Linked DNA regions of Homo sapiens: regions 1 and 3 are each linked to region 2. Evidence: chromatin loops called from intact Hi-C (ENCODE). Cell type or tissue: natural killer cell. All regions are shown on one strand. Region 1 overlaps LOC105375130 (a long non-coding RNA gene). Region 2 overlaps CARD11 (caspase recruitment domain family member 11). Region 3 overlaps CARD11 (caspase recruitment domain family member 11).

Region 1 (8,000 bases), 120 kb before region 2:
GCATGCACCACAATGCCTGGTTAATTTTTGTATTTTTTTTGTAGAGATGAGGTTTTACTATGTTGCCCAGGCTGGTCTTGAAGTCCTAGGTTCATGTGATCTGCTCCCTCAGCCTCCCGAAGTGCTGGGATTACAGGCATGAGCCATCGTGCCCAGTCTCAGTATAGTTTTTAAGAACCATCCACATCATTACTCATATCAGTAGTTTTATTGCTGCATAGTATTCCACTGCATAAACATACCACGATGGACCCAGATGCATGGTATCCATCTGGGCTCTTTTCACTCTGGGGTTCTTCTGAACAAGGCTGCTATCCATATCCTAGTGCATGTCATTTTATGAACGTACGTTTTCATTTCTCTTGTCTAAACACCAAAGGGGAATTGCCGAGTCATAGGGTAGGTACGTGTTGCTCTTTGTAATCAGCAGCACTCCAGAGAGACGGTGCCATTCCATGTTCCAAACAGCAGCATGGAGCCGTCCATGTTCCCCACATCTTTGTCAGCATTTGGGACTGTCGATCTTTTAAAATTTAGCCACTGTGTCTACCATGGTGATCACGTTCATTTCCTTGATGACTCAAGACATTGGGAATCTTTCTTTTTTTTTTTTTTTTTTTTTTTGAGACAGAGTCTAGCTCTTTCACCAGGCTGGAGTGCAATGGCATGATCTTGGCTCACTTTAAGCTCTGCCTCCCAGGTTCAAGCGATTCTCCTGCCTCAGCCTCCCGAGTAGCTGGGATTACAGGCACCCACCACCACGCCTGGCTAATTTTTGTATTTTTAGTAGAGATGAGGTTTCACCGTGTTAGGATGGTCTCACTCTCCTGACCTCATGATCCACCCACCTTGGCCTCCCAAAGTGCTGGGACTACAGGTGTGAGCCACCATGCCCGGCTGGGAATCTTTTATGTATTCATTGGCCATTCTTAGATCTTCTGTGAGGGGGCCTGATCAAATCTTCTGTTCATTTTTTAGGAGTTGTTCTCTTCAGGGTTAATTTGTAGGAGTTCTCTACATATTCTGCACAAGTCCTTTGTCAGATACATGTGCTGCCAATATTCTTTCCATTCTGTGGCTTATTTTAATTTTTTTGAAACAGGTTCTCACTCTGTCCCCTAGGCTGGAGTGTAGTGGTGTGATCACAGCTCACTGTAGCTGCAACCACCTGAGCTCAAGCGATCCTCCCACCGCAACCTTTGGAGTAGCTGGGACTACAGGCATGTGCCACCACACGCAGCTAATTTTTGTATTTTTTGTAGAGATGGGGTCTCACTCTGTTGCACAGGCTGGTCTCAAACTCCTGAGCTCAAGCGATCGTCTACCTCAGCCTTCAAAGTAGCTGGGACTACAGGCATGTGCCACCATCCCCAGATAATTTTTTTATTTTTTGTAGAGATGGGGTTTCACTATGTTGCCCGGGCTGGTCTTGAACTCCTGAGCACAGGCCATCCTCCAGCCTTGGCCTCCCAAAGTTCTGGGATGACAGCCTCTGTGGCTTATCTTCATGATGTCTTTTGAGAAGCATTTTCAAATGCCTGAGTAACAGAGCAAGATCTTATCTCTTTAAAAAATTGCAATTCTCTATTCCCAACGGCCCACTGTTCATCTCTGGTGCCAACATTCCCCTGCAGACAGGGATGGAAGCCAGCACTCCTATTGCAAGTCCTCTCATCCAACGGAATGGGCTCAACAGCAGTGTGGGTTGTGGTGTATTTTTCAGTCAATTCAGTACCGTAGCTACCAGCTTCAACCTTTACAACCTGTTGTCTCACGAAGTGATCTCCTGCCACTCTCTAACCTCATGAAAATGAAATGGGAGCCCCGCAAAAGCAAATAGTTTGAATCTGTTTATAGCTGGTCAAACATGTTTTACTCAAAGACTGGAGTTCAAAAAGTCATTTCTCCTAACAACCAAACAGAAATATTTGCCCATCATTTAAACGTTCTGTAGCTCTCGGGGGTCCGCCTTACCTTAAATTGCTTGTTATGCAAAGTGTTCCAAGATGAAATTTGGCTTCAGTGTTTGGGGACGGGCTTTCGATGGATTTATTAACTGACTCTTTGTGTCTCACCTCCCTGGTATTTCAGGCTCTATCTTCTCCTTGTTATCTTTTATGCGGGGCCAGGACTGGTGGTGATTTTCCCTTTGTGAATCTTGTTTTCAATAGAAACCTCACAGACACACAGAAAACTCCTCAGGTATGTGTGTAGGCAGTGGTATCCCGCCAGCCTCCTGCCTCCCGGCTCTGCAGAGATTGTAATCGTGGAATTACAATAACACTCTGCATCCTCATCACACATTTCATCTGAGATTGCCAAAGGTTTCACTAACTAGTATATGATCTCTTTCATTTTACAAGTGGAGAAATCAAGGCTGGAAGACACTGTTGAGATGTCATGTCAGGGAACGCCTCCTGCCTCCCTGGGCTGGCTCCAGACACAGCCGTCTCTCTGCTCAGATGGATGCAAAGACACCCAGAATTTGTTGTTTTCATATAACGCGTGTCAGGTGTTGCTCTCAGCGCCTTTCACGCATTAACAAAGTTCATCCTTGGCCAGGCGCAGTGGCTTTTGCCTGTAATCCCAGCACTTTGGGAGGCCGAGACGGGCGGATCACCTGAGATCAGGAGTTCAAGACCAGTCTGGCCAACATGGTGAAACCCGGACTCTACTAAAAATACAAAAATAAGCCAGGCATGGTGGCACATGCCTGTAATCCCAGCTATTCAGGAGGTTGAGGCAGGAGAATCGCTTGAACCTGGGAGACGGAGGTTGCAGTGAGCAGAGATCACACCACTGCCCTCCAGCCCTGGTGACAGAGCAAGACTCTGCCTCAAAGAAAAAAAAAATTCATCCTCAATTCAGTTACATCCCTGTGTACAGTGGATAAAATGAGTCACAGGAAGGCTAAGAACATAGCCCAAGGACACAAAGCTATAAGTGCCCAACAGATTCTCCTTGCCTGCTGCCTAGACAGAGCCAACTTATCCAGACAGGGGAATTGCAATAGAGAAAGAGTAATTCACACAGAGCCAGCTGTGTGGGAGACCAGAGTTTTATTATTAAATCAGTCTCCCCAAGAATTCAGGGATCGGAGTTTCTAAGGATAATTTGGTGGGTAGGGGGCCGGTGAATAAGGAGTTCTGACTGGTCAGGAAGGAGATTAAATCATAGGGAGTTGAAGCTGTCTTCCTGCACTGAGTCAGTTCCTGGGTGGGGCCCACAAGACCAGATGAGCCAGTCTATCGATCTGGGTGGTGCCAGCTGATCCATCAAGTGCAGGGTTTGCAAAGTATCTCAAGCGCTGGTCTTGGGTTTTACAATAGTGACGTTATCCCCAAAAACAATTTGGGGAGGCTTAGAATCTTGCAGCCTCCGCCTGTGTGACTCCTAAACCCTTATTTCTAATCTTGTGGCTAATTTGTTAGTCCTACAAAGGCCCTCTCATCCCCAGGCAGGAAGGGGGTTTGTTTTGGGAAAGGGCTGTTATCATCTTTGTTTCAAACTATAAACTAAGTTCCTCCCAAAGGTAGTCCGACCTATGCCCAAGAATGCACACAGACAACTTGGAGGCCACCAGGCAAAGGAAAGTAAATGAGTAGCTTTTTACTGACTATGACAAAGTCACAAGTACACCAAGCCCTAAAAGCCCTCAAGATCACAGAGTGATGGCTGCAGCCCCAGTCACTGGGTTCTCATTCTAAGCAGAAAAGGGAGGGACAGAGGGTGCAAGCCACACTGTTCCCTCTTCACAGGAAAGAGTGTGAGTGTTAGACCAGCTATGTGACTGGTCATTTGTAACCAAAGGACGTCAGAATGAAATGCAGTGGGGGAAGATGGCCATAAAAGCCGGCTGCGTGTTTATTCCATTTTAAAATAAGTACGCGATTTCACACGTGCGACCTAAATCTGTATGCAGAGCAGAATCAACCCCACAAGCAAAAGAGAAAAAAAAAATTGTCTGGACTTCCTCTTGTCTTAGAATGCATCCTCTAAGGATTTTTCTGTAAGGCCAAGTAAAATTACAAGGTTGGTTTTTTTTTTGCAGTGAAGTCACAGAATTACGGTAGCCTAAAGGGCACACGAAAGGCCAGTGATCATTGCCTCCAATTAACATTTGTTAATACCAGGGGAAGAAATGCCGCAGAGGAAGCTTCCAACGGCAGGCGATTTCTCCACCTCAACCCAGTCCAAGTGCACAGAGAAGTAAGGATTCCAGGGACCCTGGCGACCTTGGGAACAGGTGCCAGAATGAGACTGAGAAACCCTGACCCAACCCTTCCTCCTGGAGATTCCTCATCCATGAAATTGTCAGGCTGGAAATGTCTCTGAGACTCTGTGTCTAACCACCTAGAAAACCTTCAGTGTCCTTTGATAGCATTTGATAGAATTTGATAGCATTCAACAAATACGTGAAAACCTCCAATGTACCAGCCTCAGGGTGAGGGCATGTGATGGTGAACACAACAGACCCTGTCCCTAATCTCACAGAGCTTGTGGTCTGGTGGGGAGATGGCTTCTGAGAATACAAGTGTAGCATACATGAGAAACGTGGAACTGATCAACAAGAATCCTGGCTACAGAGGCTCAAACCAAAAGGGGGTTATTTTTCTCACCTAACCAGAAAGGTCGAGTCATAGCTCCCTGTGTTGAATCAGCCACTTGGTAACTTTGAAACCCACATTTCCCTCAAGATCACAGAGTGATGGCTGCAGCTCCAGCCACTGTGCCACTGTGTTCTCATTCTAAGCAGAAAAGGGAGGGACAGAGGGTACAAGCTGCACTGTTCCCTCTTCACAGGAAAGAAAGCATTTTCTCAGAGACTTCCACTGTGTCCCAGGGCCACCCCAGCTGCAAGACAGGTTGGGAGAGCCAGTATTTAGCTAGGCACATGGCCACCTCAAACAAAACCTTTTAGCAAGGGAGAGGGAATGTGGGGAATGGGTATTTCATAGCCAGCTGTTACAGTTATCTACTGGTATGTAAGAAACCACCCCCAAACATAAGGATATAAAATAATTGTATATGCTCAGAGACTGTGTGGGCCAGAAATTTGGACAGAGCACAGCAGGGATGGCTTGTCTCTCTCCCTGAAGTATGGGGGTTCAGCTGGGGAGGTGATTTGAGGTGGCTTAAATGCCTAGGGTTGGAATCATTGAGAGGTTTCTCTCCTCATGTCTGGCCCCTGGGCTGGAAAGTCTTGAAGACTGACCCCTCCATGTGGCTTGGGCTTCCTCACAATATGGTGGCTGAGAGCCCAGCAGGGGTACTGAGATGGGTGTCCTGAGAGTGTGCATTCCAAGAAATCAGGTGGGCACTGCATGGCCTCTGTTGATCTAGGCTTGGAGTCACATGGCATCACTTCCATCATATTCTATTGCTTACAAGTCCTTAAGACCCAGCCAAGTTAAAAGGGAAAAGAATTAGACTCTACATCTTGATGGGGGAGTGGTCAAGTGAGTGTTATTTTCGGGAGGCTGAGCATGAGAATCACTTGAGCCTAGGAATCGTAGTTTGCAGTGAGCCAAGATCCTGCCACTGCACTCCAGCCTGAGTGACAGAGTAAGACTCCATTTCAAAAGAGAAACAAAAAGTGGCTGGGTGTGGTGGCTCACACCTGTAATCCTAGTACTTTGGGAGGCTGAGTTGGGCAGATTGCTTGAGCTCAGGAGTTTGAGACCAGTCTGGGCAACATGGCAAAACCCTGTCTCTACTAAAAAAAAAAAAAAACCTGGACGTGGTGGCACACACCTGTAATCCCAGCTGCTCAGGAGGCTGAGACACGAGAATCGCTTGAACCTGGGATGCAGACGTTGCAGTGAGCTGAGATCATGCCACTGCACTCCAGCCTGGGCAACAGGGTGAGACTCTCTCAAAAAACAAAACAAACAGATGTGCCAGGTCAGGAGGGCAGGGAAGGGCATGGCCACTGGAGAAATGGAGGCTCCGGTGGCCAGAGTGGGAAGGTCGGGTGGAGTGGGCAGGAAAATGTGGCTTGGGGTGGGCAGAAGCCAGGCCACACAGACCCCTGGGGCCAGAGAAGGGGCTTGGGCTTCATCCCGGGAGCAGCAGGAGATCAGGGCGGGGCTTCCTGCAGGGGAGCAAAGGGATGGATGTTCATGTTAGGAGGCCCATGGGCTGCAGTGGGAGGAGCGGAGGGCGGACACATGAAGGCAGGTAGATAGGGAGGAGGCTGCCACAGGAATTGAAAAGGCATTGGTGTGGGGTGGGGAGAAGCAGACCAGGATGGGGATGAAATTTTAAGGTGAGGTCTCAGGACTTGCTAATTCCCTGAATTGCACTTGCAGAGGGAGAGGAGACAGGAAGGAAAGATGAACCCTGAGTTTGAGCCTGAGCACCTGGGGGCTGATGCATTGGACAGGCCCTTCACAAGAGGCTGGCATGGAGTGGCCTGTTAATAATGGAAGAGACATCTTTCTAAAGTCTTTGTAAAACGCAAATCCAACCAAGTCCTCCCCTGCTTTGAAGCCTCCGTGAGTCCCCTTTGCCCTGCTGAGAAAGGCTGCTCAATTTCCCTAGCCTGACCCATCAAAGCATCCTCCTGATTCCCTGGGATTCCTTCTTCCCACTCCTCCAACCCTATGGAATGACTCCAGAGCACCCAGCAATTCCTCTCTTTCTCAAATCTACATCTTTGCCGGGCCGCTACCCTGGTCTTCTCCTTGCCACTTTTCAGGACTCAGTAGAAAGGTCACTTCCTCTAGTGCCAGGGTCTCTGTTCCATCTCACCACTTCTTATGGGGCTTTTATCTTCGCTTGGACCTGTGAGTTCCCAGAGGCCAGCTTTGTGTCTCCTGCTCACTGCTGTACAGCTAAGTCCTGGGATGGGGTAGCCACTCCGCAAGGCTTTGAAACATCCAATCAACACAGTAAATCCTGGAGATGGGGAAGACACAGGGGTACTAGAGGAGAAGGGTGAGGGATTGGGGTCAGGGTGTGGAGACACCTAATGTAACAAAGTCGTTCGGCTTCTGCAGGAGGCCATTAGCTCTGCACAGCTCCTAGTCTGCTTTCAGTTCCAAAAACTCAAAAGTTGCAGGTTCTTCAGATGACGCTGGGTGATGTTAGGTTTCTGGATGCACCAATCTGACTGGGCTCGACTTGGAAGTTAAGAGTACATAATGTTCCCATTTCTATGAACAGCTCAGAAGGAATCCAAAAAGCAGAAGTCAAAAACAGGGATTGGGAAGTAAGCACCCATACTTGGTAGAAACAGAACTCAAGCTGTTCACTTTTACCATCCCTTTAAAAGCAACAAGAAAATCCTTAGGGAAAAAGATACACATGGTGCCTTCAGCGGCTTCTTCCAGCAATGGGACAGAAAGGCCATGTGGGCACACGGGCTTTGGAGTCAGACTTGCTGGCTATAATTTTCCACTTTAGGCCTCAACGTCCTCATCTGTCAAATGGGAGCAGTGTTGGCTCGGGATGAAATGAGGTGTGTGCTCAGAGCCTGGGGTGACGCACCTGCCTTGACGCGTTTGAATGCAACATGAGCTGCCCTTATTGTGTGGTTCTCACAGTCTCCAGTGACATCAGAGCAACCACAGTGACAACAGTTTCATTTTTCTGTGCACCCACCAGTACCCTGCCATGGGACAATAGTGCGTGAGTAAATGCAGCCAGTTTACAGGCATGCTGGCTCATGCCTGTAATCCCAGCACTTTGGGAGGCCGAGGTGGGAAGATCATTTCAACCCAGGAGTTCAAGACCTGCCAGAGCAACAGAGTGAGACCCCTGTCTCTACAAAAAAAAAAAAAAAAAAAAAAAAATCTCTGCATGTGATAATGCCTGCCTGTGGTCCCAGCTACTCGGGAGGCTGAGGCAGGAGAATCACTTGAGCCCAGGAGATGGAGGCTACAAGGAGATGAGTTCATGCCACTGCACTCCATCCTGGGCAAGAGAGCAAAACCTCATCTCAAAAAAAAAAAAAAAAAAAAAAAAAAAACTAAATTCGCAAAAATAAATAAATAAAT
Region 2 (8,000 bases):
ACTCAGGAGGCTGAGGCAGGAGAATCGCTTGAACCTGGGAGGCGGAGGTTGCAGTGAGCCAAGATGGTGCCACTGCACTCCAGCCCGAGCGACAGTGTGACACTCAGTCCCAAAAAAAAAAAAGAGTATGTATTCTGCAGCTGTTAATTGTAGTGTTTTAAACATTAATTAGGTCAAGTTGGTTGATACTATTATTCAAATCTTCTATAGCCTTCATTTTTATCTATTGGCTCGAACAATTAGTGAAAAAGACTGTTGAAATCAACAACCATCATTGTAGATTTTGTCCAATTCTCCTTTCAGTTTTCTTTCTTTTGGCCTCACGTGTTTTGAAGCTTTAGAACTGGTGCATACACATTTAAGATTGTATCTTCTTGATGAATTGACTCTGTTTTCATTATGAAATGTCCCTCTTTATCCCTGGTAATACACCTCTTCCTGAAGTCTACTCTTCTGATATTAATATTGCCATTTCAGTTTTTATGAATAGCGTTTCCATCTTTTTACTGTTACCTTCTCTACATCTTTATGTTTCAAGTGTGCCTGTTATCGACGGCATAGAATTGAATCCTCTTTAATCCACCCCGATCACCTCTGCCTTTTCATTGAAGTGCTCAGTTCTTTAAAAAATAGCCAGGCATGGTGGTGGGTGCCTGTAATCCCAGCTGCTCAGGCGGCTGAGGCACGAGAATCATGTGAACCTGGGAGGCGGAGGTTGCAGTGGACCAAGGTTGGCCATGAGGTGGGATTTGTGGAGGGTCGGATTCACTAGGCACCCTGTCCCCAAAGAAGACTTCAAGTGCACTGAAAAAACTTATATGAAATATTATCTGATTTTTAAATATTTAACTTGTTTGGGGTTTTTTTAACAGATTTTTTAAAATTTTCTATCACTTTTGGGGTACTAGTGGTTTTTAGTTACATGGACGAATTCTATAGTGCTTCAAACCAAAGTCCTGAAAGACTCAGGCAGGGAGTGAACCGGCAGTCGGTGACCCACATCTCTGCGCACGGGGAGGGGTCAGGCAGGGAGTGAACCAAGAGTCGGGGACCCACGTCTCTGCGCACAGGGAGGGGTGAGTTGGAGCGGCGTTTATCAGTGTGTGTGAGCGTCACCTGGGGAGCCTGTTAAACCGCAGGCTCCGTTCCGAAGGGCTGAGGTGAGGCTCAAAATGCGGCAGGTGAAGCACCTGCTGACGCTGCGGCCGATGGGCGACACTTTGAGTGAGGAATTTGAGGCTGTGAGCAGGGGCTGTGGAGGGCAGTTGCATAGGTGAGGAGTCAGCTCTAAATCCAGTCAATGGGGAGAAGAGAGTTTGATTTACACAAACTCAGCTTACCGGTAACATTTAATCCTGGAAGCCAGCTGCACCTGTTGGTGCTGACCGTGATACCTGAGGGGTTCCGGCTCCAGCATCCCAACAACCTCAGCCATGACCCTAGGAGGGTTCCCTGCAGAGGTGCAGGGAGCAAAACCTGAGCTGTTCCTACTCGTTCAGGAGCTGGGACCCAAATACCTGCAGAATTGCAATACGCTTCTGTTTAAAAAAAAAAAATCCGGCGAGAAAAAAAATCCCTCAAAAACTCTATTACCTTCTGTCATAAACTTTTTACTAGAATATAATCCTGTGTGCCTTGACCACAGACTAAATCTAAAGTTTTACGTTGCAGGCTCTATCGGGGGGAGCACGGCTCCTTCTCACTTCTGATGAGTATTTGCATTTTGCAGGGAGGGGTCTGTGTACCAGGTCCTGTGTGCAGTGCCCATGCAGGCTGTCTGCACAGGCGTGACCTGTGTGCAGGGAAATGACACATCCCCACACGATCCACACACGCTGGGACTGCAGACCCTGTGTTCCACACACGGACACGCTTGAGTAGATATTAGCGTGATGTCGGCACCGACCAGATGGATTGGGTTTTTCCGAACATGTTTGGGAAATTAATGGTCACATTCTCACTTCAGCTTCCTGAATCATGTTTGAAATAGTCCGTGTCTCCTCCGTAGGACTTCAGATAGTAGTGAGTTCTGGATTGGGGATTTAACTCATAAACTCATGCAAGATGATGATTATAAAGTCTCCCATTTATGGAGCTCCTCCTGTATGCCAGGCATGTTCTTTAGACATTTGTTGAATCATCCCTAAAATCCTGCAAACTATGGGCATTATTATTCCTGCATTATAGGAGGAGAAAATGAAGCCAGGAGTAGTGGGAGGAATAGGGTGGTCCTGGGTTTCATGTGTTCTGTGGAGTATGAAGGAGGAACTATAGGGTTCCTCTGATCTTTTTGGGTTGTGGGCAGAAGGTATCTGGAAGTCACTACCAGGAAGGCTGGCTGGTGGCGAGAAGGACTCCGCACCATCCAGTCCGTTGTAAGGCAGAATGGACTATGCTGTGTGCCCCCAGCTCACGCACAGCATTGAGCAGAGGCCCTGGGCACTTTCTGAGCTCCGGTGGCCTTCCCTTAAGCTCCTATGCCGAGCTGTGTATTATTCCCAGTGCCTCCCTTTTGCTGTGGACAATGTTCCATCAGAGGGTTTTATTATTATTATTATTAAAGACAGGGTCTCGCTCTGTCACCCAGGCTGGAGTGCAGTGACACGATTATGGCTCACCGCTTCTTGAACTCCTGGGCTCAAGTGATCCTCCCACCTTAGCCTCCCGAGTAGCTGGGACCACAGGGGCACACCACCATGCCTGGCTAATGTTATAAAATCTTTTGTAGAGAGGTCTGACTATCCCAGGCTGGTCTCGAACTCTCGGGCTCAAGTGATCCTCCTACCTCAGCCTCCCAAATTGCTGAGACTACAGGTGTCAGCTACCGGGCCCAGCCTACCAGAGGGTTTTAAAGAGAAGACAGAAGCTGGGTCTCTGATCTGCAGCACAGTGTATTAGTCAGAGACATGGAAACAGTAGGATACATAGAGACATATATAAAAGGGGATTTAATTATGGGAATTGGATTACATGACTATGGAGGCCAAGAAGCCCCATGACATGCTCTATGCAAGCTGGAGAATCACAGAAGCCACGGCCGGGCGTGGTGGCTCCCACCTATAGTTCCAACACTTCCAGAGGCCAAGGCAGGAGGATCACTTGAGCCTAGGAATTCAAGACCAGCCTGAGCAACATAGGGAGTCCCCATCTCTAAAAAAAATTTAAAAACTTAGCCAAGCATGGTGATGCACACCTGTAGTCCCAGCTACTCGGGAGGCTGAGGCAGATGAATAACTTGAGTCCAGGAGTTCAAGGCTGCAGTGGGCCATGATCATGACACTGCACTCCAGCCTTGGCAACAGAGCAAGACCCTGTCTCAGAAAAGAAGAAAGGAAGGAAGGGAGGGAGGGAAGGGAGGGAGGGAGGGAGGGAGGGAGGGAGGGAGGGAGAGAGAAAGAAAGAAGGAAAGAGAAAGAAAAACGGAGAGAGAAAAAGAAAGAAAGCTAGTATATAATTCAGTCCCAGTTTGAAGGTCCGAAAACAAGGGAGTCCATGGTGTCAGTCCCAGAGTTTGAAGGCCCAGAACCAAGAGCTCCAGTGTCAGAGGACAGGAGAAGACAGATGTCCCAGCTCAAACGAGAATTTTTCCTTCCTCTGACTGTTTGTTCTATCAGGGGCCCTGGACAGATGGGATGGCACCCAACCACGTTGGGGAGGGCGGATCTTCTTAACTCAGTCTACTGATTCAAATGCTGAGCTCCTCCACAAACATCCTCACTGACACACCCAGATGTTTTACCAGCTATCTGGACATCCCTTAGCCCAATCAGGTGGACACATAAAATTAACCAGCACATCGAGTACCCCGCTGCTGTGCCCAGAGCTTCCTGGAGACCCAAGGAAGCGACATCTGAGCCACCTCCAACTCTGCCTGAACGAGCAGTCCCTCCTTGTCCTTCCAGGCCAGAGGCTGCCCCTCTGCAGCGGGGCCCATGGGGCCCTAGAAAGGGCCCAGTGAGGGGCAGCAGGAGAGGAAGGGTTAATCAGGCAGTAGGTTCTGTTGCCTGCAGGTGTTCACGTTCCCTCCGCCTCTCCAGGCTGGCTTCCACGGTGACTTCATTAGCAGCAGGCTGCTAATTAAATTTCATATTTATGATCAGAAAAGAAAATCATTGGACCTTTTTGAAATAGGATTTTATGAGTTTTGGCTCCGGCAGCTGAATCAGCAGTCAAGGGCCTGCCTGTTTGGAACTACAGCTTCAAGGCGGAGATAAAGAAAACAAATAGTGCCAGGGAGGAGGTGGGATCCTGAGTGCTTGCACAGGCCTAGGCCTGAACTGCTTTGGGGGCCTCAGAAGGACAGACCTGGCTCCACTGGAGGAGCAGCATCAGGAAAGAAGCCTCCTGGCCAGGTGCGGTGGCTCACGCCTGTTATCCCAGCACTTTGGGAGGCCGAGACGGGTGGATCACCTGAGGTTGGGAGTTCGAGACCAGCCTGGCCAACATGGTGAAACCCCGTCTCTACTAAAAATACAAAAATTAGCTGAGCGTGGTGGTGCACGCCTGTCATCTCAGCTACTCAGGAGGCTGAGGTGGGAGAAATTGCTTGAACCCAAGAGGCAGAGGTTGCAGTGAGCCGAGATTGTACCACTGCACTCTAGCCTGGACAACACAGTAAGATTCCGTCTCAAAAAAAAAAAAAGGGAAAGAGGGCTGCCTCCCAGCCCCCTTGTTGAAGCTCAGGAGTCCAGGCTGGGGCTCAAACCCCAAAGCCCCTAAGTCCACATCAGGTCGGCCCCATTTCCAGGGTCACCAGGCTCCTCTGGGGCTGACTTATTGGCAGAACCACCTGTTTTGTATTTTATGTTTCTTGTCATACTAGAAAAATCACTCCTCACCCACAAGCTTAGGCTCCCACCTCCCTGGGCGTGCGTGCCGGAAGCTCTCAGATGCCACTTCCTTTATGTGTGTGACTTAGTTACTGCTGCCTCCTCCAAGGAGTCCCTCTCCTCTGTGGCCTCAGGTGACCCCCTCTTTTCCGTGCTGCTCATGGGGGGACTCAGCTTCTTCTGCCCCATGGCGCTGGTGATCCTTGGCGTGCTCCCTGGAGCAGCCCAGTAGGAACCTTTTCACCCTCTCCCGGGGAAATGGGAATCAAGCCTGAATTCCACCAGCCATGTTTTGGTCTCTCCGATGGGGTGTGTTTAAGAATCCAATTGGAAGGGACTTTTACCTCCAGGGGGTCTGGCCCCACCTTTGAAGGTGTTGACATCTTTTCCCCCTGAAATTGCCAGTCCCATATTGAATCAGCTTCCTTCTGACTCTTTTTGGTGGGTTTCAGGCCTCCCGATATCATCATCACTGTCTCTCCCGCCTAAGCCGGGAAGGATGAGGTCAACGTCCACTCCGCTCCTATGCAAGTGAACACTAGTTTCTCAGCCGTTGCTTCCTTTCCCTGTGCAACAGCACCCAAATCTACTATCGTAGCCGGCTTCCTCCCTATTTCCCAGCCTACATCGATCACAAGAATACTTGCTGTTCCCCTTCGTTTCTTCCAAAAACTTGAGGTGTAATCAGTGAGCTTCCCAGCCTTCCCAGAAAGTGCTAGCGCTGGAATGATCAGAGAGCGGAGGTGTGAGGAGATCATGGTCAGTCCCTGCTGCTCCCCCAATTCTCCATGGCGGCCCTGGCTGGGGGCACCGTGTCTTCCTCCCCCAGACAGTCCTACTCCAGGGCGTTTACTCAAAAGAAATGACAGCACGTCCACATGAAGATCTGTACAGGAAGGTCCCAGGCAAACAGGAAACAACCCACATGTCCAGCGAAAGATACACAAGTCAGGAAAATGTGGGACATTTTCGATGGAATACTGCCCAGTGACAAACAGGAATGCGTGACTGACACCAGCCTCACACGCTGCGTGAAAGCAGCCAGACCCTAAAGAAGATGGATGCCCTAGCTCAAAATGGCAAATTCTTCCCTCCTCCGACTTTCTGTTCTATCAGGGGTCCTCGGCAGATTGGATGGCACCCTTCCACAATGAGGAGGACGGGTCTTATTGACCCAGTCCTCTGATTCCAATGCTGAGAAACAACCTCAACAACACACCCAGAAATGTTTTACCAGCTATCTGGGCATCCCTTAGCCCAGTCAAGTTGACACAGAAAATTAACCATTGCATGGAGTACACAGCTGCGGTGCCCAGAGCTTCCTGGAGACCCAAGGAGGGGACGTCTGAGTAGAACAACACATTATTCTACTCTCCTAAGGTTCAAGCAAAGGCAAAGCTGATGGAAATCACAGGAGCGGTTGCCTTTGGGGGCCACAGGGGGATGGAAAGGGCCCTGGAGAACTTCTTAGTGGGGGTCACCATGCTCTGTATCACGACTGAGATCTTGGTTGCGTGGGCATCTTCCTAACTCATCGAACTGTGTACTGAAGACCCATGCAGCTCACTGATTACACCTCAACTTTTTGGAAGAAAAGAAGGGAAACAGCGAGTATTCTTGTGATTGGTATAGGCTGGGAAATAGGGAGGAAGCCTGCTAAGATAGTAGACTTGGGTGCTGTTGCACACAGGGCCAGGGCCAGGAAGCAATGGCCGAGAAACTGGTGTTTGCTTGTATAGGAGCGGAGGGGACGTTGACAGCTTTGGGGAAGGAATTGATCGCCTGCATCCACAGGTCGCTGGGGTGGGCGGTGTTCATGCATTGCCTCCATTCATTCCCACAACTCTGGTTGCCCTCCATTCTCTGGTAAAGACACGATGTTCCAGCCATGATGTTCCAGTCCAAAGTACTTTGGGCTCCACACCCACTAACAAACTTCAAAGAGACAGAGGGGAAAAGGGTATGCATCATGGGATGCACGCTCATAGAAGAGTGTTCCCTGGAATGTCCAAGGCCCCGCACTTCTGCTGGCCAGTCTTCCTCCTCTGTGGAATTCAGAGGCAGAGGAGGCCAGAGAGGTCCCCTGGGTGAGGTCTGGCGTGGCCCGGGGCCCAGCGGTGAGAGCAGAGCAGAGGTGCGAACAGTGACTGACGACGCCGGGTTCCTGCCCTTGCCTCCCTGCCCCACCGCCCTCCTGGCCCTGATGACAGACGCACCCTGTTCCCTGCAGTTTCTGCCTGCCCTGCACGGCCTGGGTCCCTTTCTGCTCTCCGAGCCTCCCCACTCCCATGAATGGAAAGTCACCCACAGATTCTGCTCGGAACAAAAAAAAAAAAAGAGGGAAGTAAGGCAGCCCACCCCCAGTCCCCACTTCTGCCCCCGCTAAAAATAGAGGCAGCATCTGAGTGGGGCGTCGGTGTAGGCTTCCGGGGGAGGTGGCTGCTCTCCCACAGCCTTGGTGTTTTCTGGGGAATCAACAGGAGGAGAGAGAATTTGAGAGGAACACGAGGAACCCCCAGGACCCAGCTGGCTCACAACCGCGTGAGTACGTTTCCCAACTGGCCGGTCCCGTGACTGAGGCCCGCGGGTGCAGCGCTGGTGAAGCCCTGTCCCTGGGGGGCTGCCATGGGACCCCCTCTCCCCAGCACCTGGCCCCCTTGTCCTGTCCGTGCCCATGTGTTTTCATGGCTTCATGCACACCTCTTTGCATCTCCTAATTTCCTAAACCAGATGTGGAGTCTCAGCAGCAGGTGCTGGGGCGACTGTCTCATGCCGTGGCTTGGATTGCACAGAGCTCCATGGATCCAGCCCGTAGACGCTCTCCATACATGCCCGGTGACCCACACAGGCCAGGATGCTCCCGTTGTCATGTGGCACTGGGTCTTATTTTCTTCTGACTGGGACAGTGCCAGGGGCCGGGGAGTGGGGCTCAGTGCGCAGAGTGTGTCTCAAGGCCTGAGTTGCCCGTGGCCCCCAGCTGGGTGGAGAGGAAGTGTGTACAGGGTCTGTTTCCAAAACGTGGGGCCTTGCAGCCTGGCCCTCCCCAGGTCTGGGAAGGGTTCGTGTTCCCCACCCCTCAACCCCGCAAGCACCTTCCAGACGGTTCCTCTGGGATCTCTTGAGATTGCAAATGCTAAGAAATGAGGCTGTGGCTCGCTGGTGTCCACCGGG
Region 3 (8,000 bases), 80 kb after region 2:
GAAACAAAGAAACAATAATACATTTAATGCATGAGAAATACTAGCATGGTACATACCCCCTTCCCTGATCTGTCCTGCCTGGGAATGTGTTTATGGTGCAGTGTGTATCACAACAAAAATACTGTATGGAGTATTTTTTTTTTTTTGAGACGGAGTCTCACTCTGTCACCCAGGCTGAAGTGCAGTGGCACGATCTCGGCTCACTGCAGCCTCCACCTCCCAGGTTCAAGAGATTCTCCTACCTCAGCCTCCCGAGTAGCTGGGATTACAGGTGCCCACCACCATGCCTGGCTAATTTGTGTATTTTTACTAGAGATTGGGTTTCACCATGTTGGCCAGCTGGTCTCGAACTCCTGACTTCAAGTGATCCTCCTGCCTCGGCCTCCCAGAGTGCTGGGATTACAGGCCTGAGCCACCGCACCCGGCCCATAGAGTGGAGTATTATTCAGCCTTGAAAAGGAAGGAGATTCTCACACCCACTCCAACATGGATGAACCTTGAGGGTGTCATTCTCAGTTAAATAAGCCAGTTACAAAAACACACATGCTGTATGTGATTCCGCTTCTGTGAGGTCTCTAGAGCAGTCAGATTCCTAGAGACAGCAAGTAGAAGGGTGGTTCTCAGGGGCTGCCGGAGGGAAGATGGGGAGTGAGTATTTAATGGGCCCAGAGTTGCAGTTTGGGAAGTTGAGAAAGTTCTGGAGATTGGTTGCACAGCGGTGTGAATATACCTCATGCTACTGAATTACTCACTTAAAGAATAGGTAACATGGTTGATTTTATTTTATGCGTACCTTAGCACAATTAAAAATAAAAAGGATGTGGCCGGGAGCGGTGGCTCACGCCCATAATCCCAGCACCTTGGGAGGCCAAGGCAGGCAGGTCATTTGAGGTCGAGAGTTCAAGACCAGCCTGGCCAACAGGGTGAAACCCCATCTCTACTAAAAATATAAAAATTAGCCAGGCATGATAGCATATGCCTGTAGTCCCAGCTACTCAGGAGGCTGAGGCAGGAGAATCACTTGAACCCGGGAGGTGGAGGTTGCAGTGAGCCAAGAAAGTGCCACTGCACTCAAGCCTGGGCAACAGAGCAAGACTCCATCTCAATCAATCAATCAATCAATAAGGATGTATTTGGAATTTCCGATGAACAGCATGAAGGGGCACGGTCCCTAGCGTTAAGAGGCACGGACGCTATAGGGAGAAGCAAGGCAGGGAAGGGGTGGGGACCACGGCAGTCAGGGGTGGCCGGACAGGTGGTGCCACACCAGCGCCACGGCCTTGCAGCCTCCCCACAGCCCCTGCGTGTCTCCTCCCAGAAAGCTGCTGCCCCGACCTGAGACGGAGGAGGAGTTCCTGCGCGTGTGCCGGCTGAAGGAGAAGGAGCTGGAGGCCCTGCCGTGCCTGTACGCCACGGTGGAACCTGACATGTGGGGCAGCGTAGAGGAGCTGCTCCGCGTTGTCAAGGACAAGATCGGCGAGGAGCAGCGCAAGACCATCTGGGTGGACGAGGACCAGCTGTGAGGCGGGCGCCCTGGGCAGAGAGACTCTGTGGCGCGGGGCATCCTATGAGGCAGGCACCCTGGGCAGAGAGATGCAGTGGGTGCGGGGGGATCCTGTGGCCCACAGAGCTGCCCCAGCAGACGCTCCGCCCCACCCGGTGATGGAGCCCCGGGGGGACAGTCGTGCCTGGGGAGGAGCAGGGTACAGCCCATTCCCCCAGCCCTGGCTGACCTGGCCTAGCAGTTTGGCCCTGCTGGCCTTAGCAGGGAGACAGGGGAGCAAAGAACGCCAAGCCGGAGGCCCGAGGCCAGCCGGCCTCTCGAGAGCCAGAGCAGCAGTTGAATGTAATGCTGGGGACAGGCATGCTGCCGCCAGTAGGGCGGGGACCCGGACAGCCAGGTGACTACCAGTCCTGGGGACACACTCACCATAAACACATCCCCAGGCAGGACAGATCGGGGAAGGGGTGTGTACCAGGCTATGATTTCTCTTGCATTAAAATGTATTATTATTTCTTTGTTTCGACCCTTTGTTTGTGAACAGCTTGCCAGGCCTTGAGCCCTTGCCGCCTTCCTAACCTGAAAACCATGCCCAGTGAGCTTAGCTGGAGACTCAGGCCCCATGTTCCTGGGTAGGGTGAAGGTGGGGTGACCACACACCCCAGGGTCCCAGGACAGGCCTGATTTACCCCTGGGCTTAGGGTAATACTTGCTAATCGCACCCTATGGACTCAAATGCATCCTGATTTGGAAGATCAATAAATTATCTTGTCACCCTGAGAAGGGCCCATCCTCTCACTGACCCTGGGGAGCCCTTGCAGTCTGTGTCTGGCCTGCCCCGTAACTCCAGCCCTGAGGCCAGGCCCCCGTCACTCAGCTCTTCTCTGCACATAACTGCCCCTGCCCCACATTCAATGTCCCTAAAGGGCAGCCCCGCTTCCTCCTGCAGGTCAGGAGCAAGCACGTGAGGTACAGCCCTCTGGGGGGTTCATACCCCACTTCCCAGGAGCTTGAGGGGTGCAGGAAAGCCACGCCCGCTCCCCAGCAGGTAGCAAAAGTCCTAGGAGTTCTAGAACCATTCTTCTCCTTCACCCCCTTGACGCAAATTTGCCGAGTGTGGACCTGACAGGCACAGCCAAACCAGGCCAGGTTGCACCCTCACGGGGCACCACACTGCATGTGCAGGAAGCTACTGGGTGGCAGGCTCGGATTCAAACCCGGGTCTGTCTGAATGTGGGAACTGTGGGAGCAACTGCTCACTAACAACCTAATACCCAGATTCCCCTTCCTTCCTAAGAGAATCCTGACTCATCCTGGGAATCTACATGCACAGCTCAAAGACCATATATCCCAGCCTCCCTTGCAATTAGGGAAATGTAAGGGGAAGTTTGGGGGAGAGACAAATGGCGCTTCCTCCAGTTTTCTGCTGCGGATGCAGACGCAATGGCTGGAGCACCAGCAGTGTTCTTGCATCTTGAGGTGACTGTGAGGGTGGAAACCCCACTTGGAGGATGGCAGATCAGAAAGAAAGAAGGAGCCACAGTCACTGATGATACTTGGGGGCCCAGGACTGCTGCTTGGGTTTCTTTTACATGAGACAGAAAGAAATTTGTGTCTTGTGTTAAATGACTGTTATTTCAGTTCTCTGTTACTTGCAGCCAAGAGCAATTCCTAACAAATACAGGAGAAAACTTTATTCTTTATAGTTTCAAATACCATGGGCATGGGTTAATCCTCTGCTGGGTTTTTACCGCTTAGACAAGGTATGAATTATTAATAAAAGCACTCTATTAATAAAGATCTCTTCCAAAAAAAGAAAATACTGTGTGGCCTGTAGCATTTTCTGGCATTTTGACCTACAGAAGACAAATTAGCAGCAGAAATCTCCAGGAGGTGGGAGTGAATGCATGGGGGTCCTAGGAGGATGCCTTGTTCTTGCCTCCTCCCTCACAATCCATCTCTGCACCACCAGCTCCGGGTCTGCCAGGGAGTGTGACACCTTGAAAAACAGTGTCTCCCTCCAAGAGCCCATGAGCAATGCTGCTTTTTCCAAGACAGCCCCCAGAAACAAGCTAGACGTGCTGGGTGTAGAGAGGCCGTGACTCCTAGGTGCAGCTGCCGTTATTTAGGGCCAAATAAACCACCACACGAGGCCATGCTAGGGCCGGAAGGCCTGCAGCTTCCATCTTGTGAAAGCCTTAAGTTAAAATGTAAACCTCCCCCAAGCCGAGGGCTTCGTGTTTCGGCCTGGAAGCTGTGCTTCCTCGTAAAGCGCTCCGTGCTGAGTGGACAGACGTGACCGGGAAGGAGTCTCGGACAAAAAGCCAGCTGAGTGATTTATATCATTTGTTTGACTTCAGAACTCTCGGGTGGCTGAGCAGAATAAGCAAACAGGTGGCTTGCATGTCATTTGGGAGGACAAGTGGGGTGGAGATAAGCTGTGCGTAGGGAAAGATATCTGAAAAGAATCTGTGGTGGGGTTTCTTTTCCCCCTTGCCTTGCCCGAGTGATTTTAACCAGGATCGAGAGTGCAGGGCTGTGGGGTGGATAATTGCTAATAAGCGGGTGAGAGGAGGCAGGGGCCGAGGGCTGGAATGAGGTTCCCTCTTCCCTTCCCTTCTCTGATGAAATGGTGAAGGCAGCAGGGGAGTGGGGTTGGCACCCCGGGGACGGGTCCACATGAGGATTTCCAAGGAGACCTCCAGCATCATCGGCTTCAGCCCCCAGGTCCTGCCTGTTCAGCTGCCAGCAACCCCTGTGTCTGCCTGGTGAGCCGAGTGGGGTCTGGGAGGCCGGGGAGGGAGGCACGGAGCTCTTTGCACCGTCTGCCTGCAAGTCCAAGTATTGCACAAGGGCCTGCAAGCTGAGTTTTGACTGCAGAGCCAGCCCAGGGCTCAGGGAAGCTCCCCGTACAGCAAAGCCTGGAGCCCGAGGCTCTGGATGCCTGTGCCAAGCCGACAATGCCACAACGATGCTTGGTTCACACCATGGGCACCAGCCACGCAGCCCAGAGCCACTGTGAGAGGCGAGCACTGGAAATTGTGTCGTATGTGTAGACACACACTTTTCTGGGGAGAAAGTCCAGCCTTTCTCAGATTCCCAAAGGGTGTTGCAATCCCAAAAAGATAAAGAACTATTGCTCTGGGATTTGGCAAATATGAGCAAATGTTTTTTGAGCTCCTCCTCTGTGCTGAGCACCTTGTAAATGTTATTTTACTTATCCCCAAACTCTTCTCCATGTTATACAGGTGAAAATTGAGGCTCAGAGAGGTTAAGTGACTTGACCAAGGTCACACAGCTGGTAAGCTGGAACTTCACCCAGGTCTGCTGATTTGCAACTGTAAGCTCGGGGCTGGATTTTCCATTTCTGAGGTGCTGTTTGGGGTCCCAGGGCCTTTGGTCGTGTGTCCCCTCTGCTCTTCTAGGGACCAAGGAAGTGGTTGGTGTCCCAGGCAGTGGCTGGCTGGGGGCTGGGTGGCTGGGTGACATAATGACCACACTGAGAGGATGTGAATTTCCTCTCTTGTTTGTGGTTTTTTGTTTGGTTGCATTTGTTTTTGCTTTTGTTTTGTTTTTGGTTTTCGTTTTTGTTTTTTTTTTTTCTTTTTTTGAGACAGAGTCTCACTCTGTCACCCAGGCTGGAGTGCAGTGGCACGATCTTGGCTCACTGCAACCTCCACCTCCCAGGTTCAAATGATTCTTGTGCCTCAGCCTCCTGAGTAGCTGGGACTACTGGTGTGCACCACCACCACTCCCGGCTAATTTTTGTATTTTTAATAGAGACAGGGTTTCACCATGTTGGCCAGGCTGGTATCGAACTCCTGACCTCAGTTGATCTGCCTGCCTCGGCCTCCCAAAGTGCTGGGATCACTTGAGGTCAGGAGTTCCAGACCAGCCTGGGCAACGTAGTGAGACCTTGTTTCTACAAAGAATATTTAAAAATTAGCTGAGCATGGTGATTCATGCCTGTAGTCCCAGCTACTGTGCTGGGATTACAGGATTTCCTCTCTTGGAAGAGTCGGTCTGCTCACCCGCTGGTAGTGTCGGCCCGCTGGCCCTGGGCTTCTACCTAACCAGGTCACAATTCTGAGAAACGCTGGTTTTCTCACCCAACCCAGGAAGGGGGCTGCTTTGGGGAGGGGGTGAATGCAGGAGTGAGATGTCTTTGAGCCCTGGCATCATGCCACCATGCTGTTCTCAAAAGCCATCACAGGCTGGGTGTGGGGGTTCACACCTGGAATCCCAGCAGTTTGGAAGGCCAAGGTAGGCATATCTCTTAAGCTAGCATCCAGGCTGGAGTGCAGTGGTATGAATATGGCCCACTTACAGCCTCAACCTTCTGGGCTCAATCCTCCAGCCTCATCCTCCCTAGTAGCTGGGACTACAGGCATGCATCACCATGCTCAGCTAATTTTTAAACATTCTTTGTAGAGACGAGGTCTCACTACATTGCCCAGGCTGGCCTGGAACTCCTGACCTCAAGAGATGGTCCCATCTCGGACTCCCAAAGTGCTGGGATTCCAGGAGTGAGCCACCGCACGGCCTCTCGCATTCCTTTTGACAGCCATGTGGTGCTCTGCCGGTGCTGGCCTGTCCTTCCGTCACCAGTCCTTGTTGGTAGACAGCCGTCATTTCCAGGGAATCACTGTTGAGCATCATTTTGAACAGTTCTTCTCTGCAAGATAGTCCCCCAAGAGGGGCCATGCACTGATTTCCTTGGAGGGAGCCCCACGGCCCTCCCCGGAGGGTGCACGCACACAGACGGGGCTTCGTGATGGCCACAGCAGGCTGGCGGCGCTGGCCTGGGACGTTTCCATTTCGGCCTGTCCAACCATAGGGGCAGGGGTCAGTGTGGATGGTGGACTCACCTGTCTCGGTTACACCCTAAGCTCTGGGAACCTGGTCCCAGGGCCGCTGTTCTTTACTGCAGAGTAGTGCATGTGGTTTGTGAACCACGGTGGTTCTTCCCCGGGAGAGTCTGGGGAGACGCTTGGTGCTGGGACCCCACCACCTCTACAAGATACAGACTGATCCCCACCCCCCCATCCTGTGAGGGACACTAATCCAGTCCACACAGGCCTAAAACCCACTCACCTTGTTACTCCCAAACCTGCCCCTCTCCTCCCCAGCCCACCCTTAACTCAGTCACTCAGCCAGAAACCCAGGTAACACGGGCACTGTCTCTCCCCTCTCCTCTCCTCTCCATCTGTACAGGCAACTGTACACACACATTCACAGCGGCACTGTTCACAACAGCCAGAAGGTGGAAGCCAGCCAAGTGTCCATCAAGTGGTGAATGGATACGCAAAATATAGTCCATCCACACAATGGAATATTGCTCAGCCATGAAAAGGAATGAGGCTGGGCATGGTGGCTTATGCCTGTAAGCCCAACACTTTGGGAAGCCAAGATGGGAGATGGCTTGAGCCCAGGCATTCGAGACCAGCCTGGGTAACATAACAAGACCCCATCTTTACTAAAAATAAGAAACAGGGCCGGACACGGTGGCTCATGCCTGTAATCCCAGCACTTTGGGAGGCCGAGGTGGGTGGATCACAAGGTCAGGAGATCGAGACCATCCTGGCCAACACGGTGAAACCCCATCTCTACTAAAAATACAAAAAATTAGCTGGGCGTGGTGGCGGGCGCCTGTAGTCCCAGCTACTCTGGAGGCTGAGGCAGGAGAATGGCGTGAACCCAGGAGGCGGAGCTTGCAGTGCGTCGAGATTGCGCCACTGCACTCCAGCCTGGGCGACAGAGTGAGACTCCATCTCAAACAAACAAACAAACAAAAAAAAAAAAAACAGGCTGTGCATGGTGGCTCATGCGTGTAATCCCAGCACTTACTTTGGGAGGCTGAGGCAAGCAGACCACCTGAGGTCAGGAGTTTGAAACCAACCTGGCCAATATGGTGAAACCCTGTCTCCACTAAAAATACAAAAATTAGCTCGGTGTGATGGCATGTGCCTGTAATCCTAGCTACTCAGGAGGCTGAGGCAGGAGAATGGCTTGAACCTAGGAGGCGGAGGTTGCAGTGAGCCGAGATCGTGCCATTGCTCTCCAGCCTGGGTGATAGAACAAGACTCCGTCTCAAAAAAAATAAAAATAATAAAAAACAAAAAAAATCTAGCTGGGTTTGGGGATGCACACCTATAGTTCCAGCTACCTGGGATGCTGAGGCAGGAGGATCGCTTGAGCCCGGGAGCTCGAGGCTGCAGTGAGCTTTAATTGTGTCACTGCACTCCAGCCTGAGCAACCGAGTAAGACCCTGTCTCAAAAAAAAAAAAAAGGGGGGGAACGAAATGCTGATACGCATGGCAACCTAGATGAACCTTGAAAACACTATGCTCAGTGAAACAAGCCAGCCACAAAAAGACAAATATTGTAGGATTTCATTTATATGAAATGTCCAGAATAGGCAAATCCCTAGAGGCAAAAAAAAAAAAAGATTAGCAGTTACCAGGCGTCAGGGAGAGAGGAATGGGAGTGACTGCTTCAT

Evidence for each region. Hi-C counts contacts between places; a loop is a spot of excess contacts. Peaks named below come from ENCODE experiments on the same cell type or tissue, not always from the same donor. Only the 100,000 strongest peaks of a DNase experiment are listed, where the experiment ranks them.
Region 1: a loop joins it to region 2, with 2.9 times the contacts of the local background. A loop is called at or near these places in 2 of 110 quality-filtered maps.
Region 3: it touches region 2 in a loop (5-fold over the local background); 4 of 110 quality-filtered maps call a loop at or near these places.

The regions. Positions count from the first base shown.
Region 1 is chr7:3,103,308-3,111,307 of GRCh38, reverse strand. All of the region lies in intron 1 of LOC105375130 (a long non-coding RNA gene), which reads left to right. Among named protein-coding and RNA genes, the nearest start is that of CARD11, 63 kb to the right of the region's middle. In natural killer cell, no CTCF peak of the experiment used is centred here; DNase peaks (open chromatin) are centred at 4,647 and 7,547; H3K27ac peaks cover 5,529 bases.
Region 2 is chr7:2,979,890-2,987,889 of GRCh38, reverse strand. The region is part of intron 1 of CARD11 (caspase recruitment domain family member 11); the gene reads left to right. Among named protein-coding and RNA genes, the nearest start is that of CARD11-AS1, 40 kb to the right of the region's middle. RefSeq lists enhancers at 6,962-7,691, 7,607-7,696, 7,692-8,000. In natural killer cell, no CTCF peak of the experiment used is centred here; DNase peaks (open chromatin) are centred at 4,879 and 6,989; H3K4me3 peaks cover 985 bases; H3K27ac peaks cover 5,880 bases.
Region 3 is chr7:2,900,161-2,908,160 of GRCh38, reverse strand. CARD11 (caspase recruitment domain family member 11) reads left to right here. Exons shown (of 25, transcript NM_032415.7): 25 at 1,319-2,019. The coding sequence ends at 1,523. Among named protein-coding and RNA genes, the nearest start is that of CARD11-AS1, 40 kb to the left of the region's middle. RefSeq lists a silencer at 7,178-7,427. In natural killer cell, no CTCF peak of the experiment used is centred here; a DNase peak (open chromatin) is centred at 4,970; H3K27ac peaks cover 1,537 bases.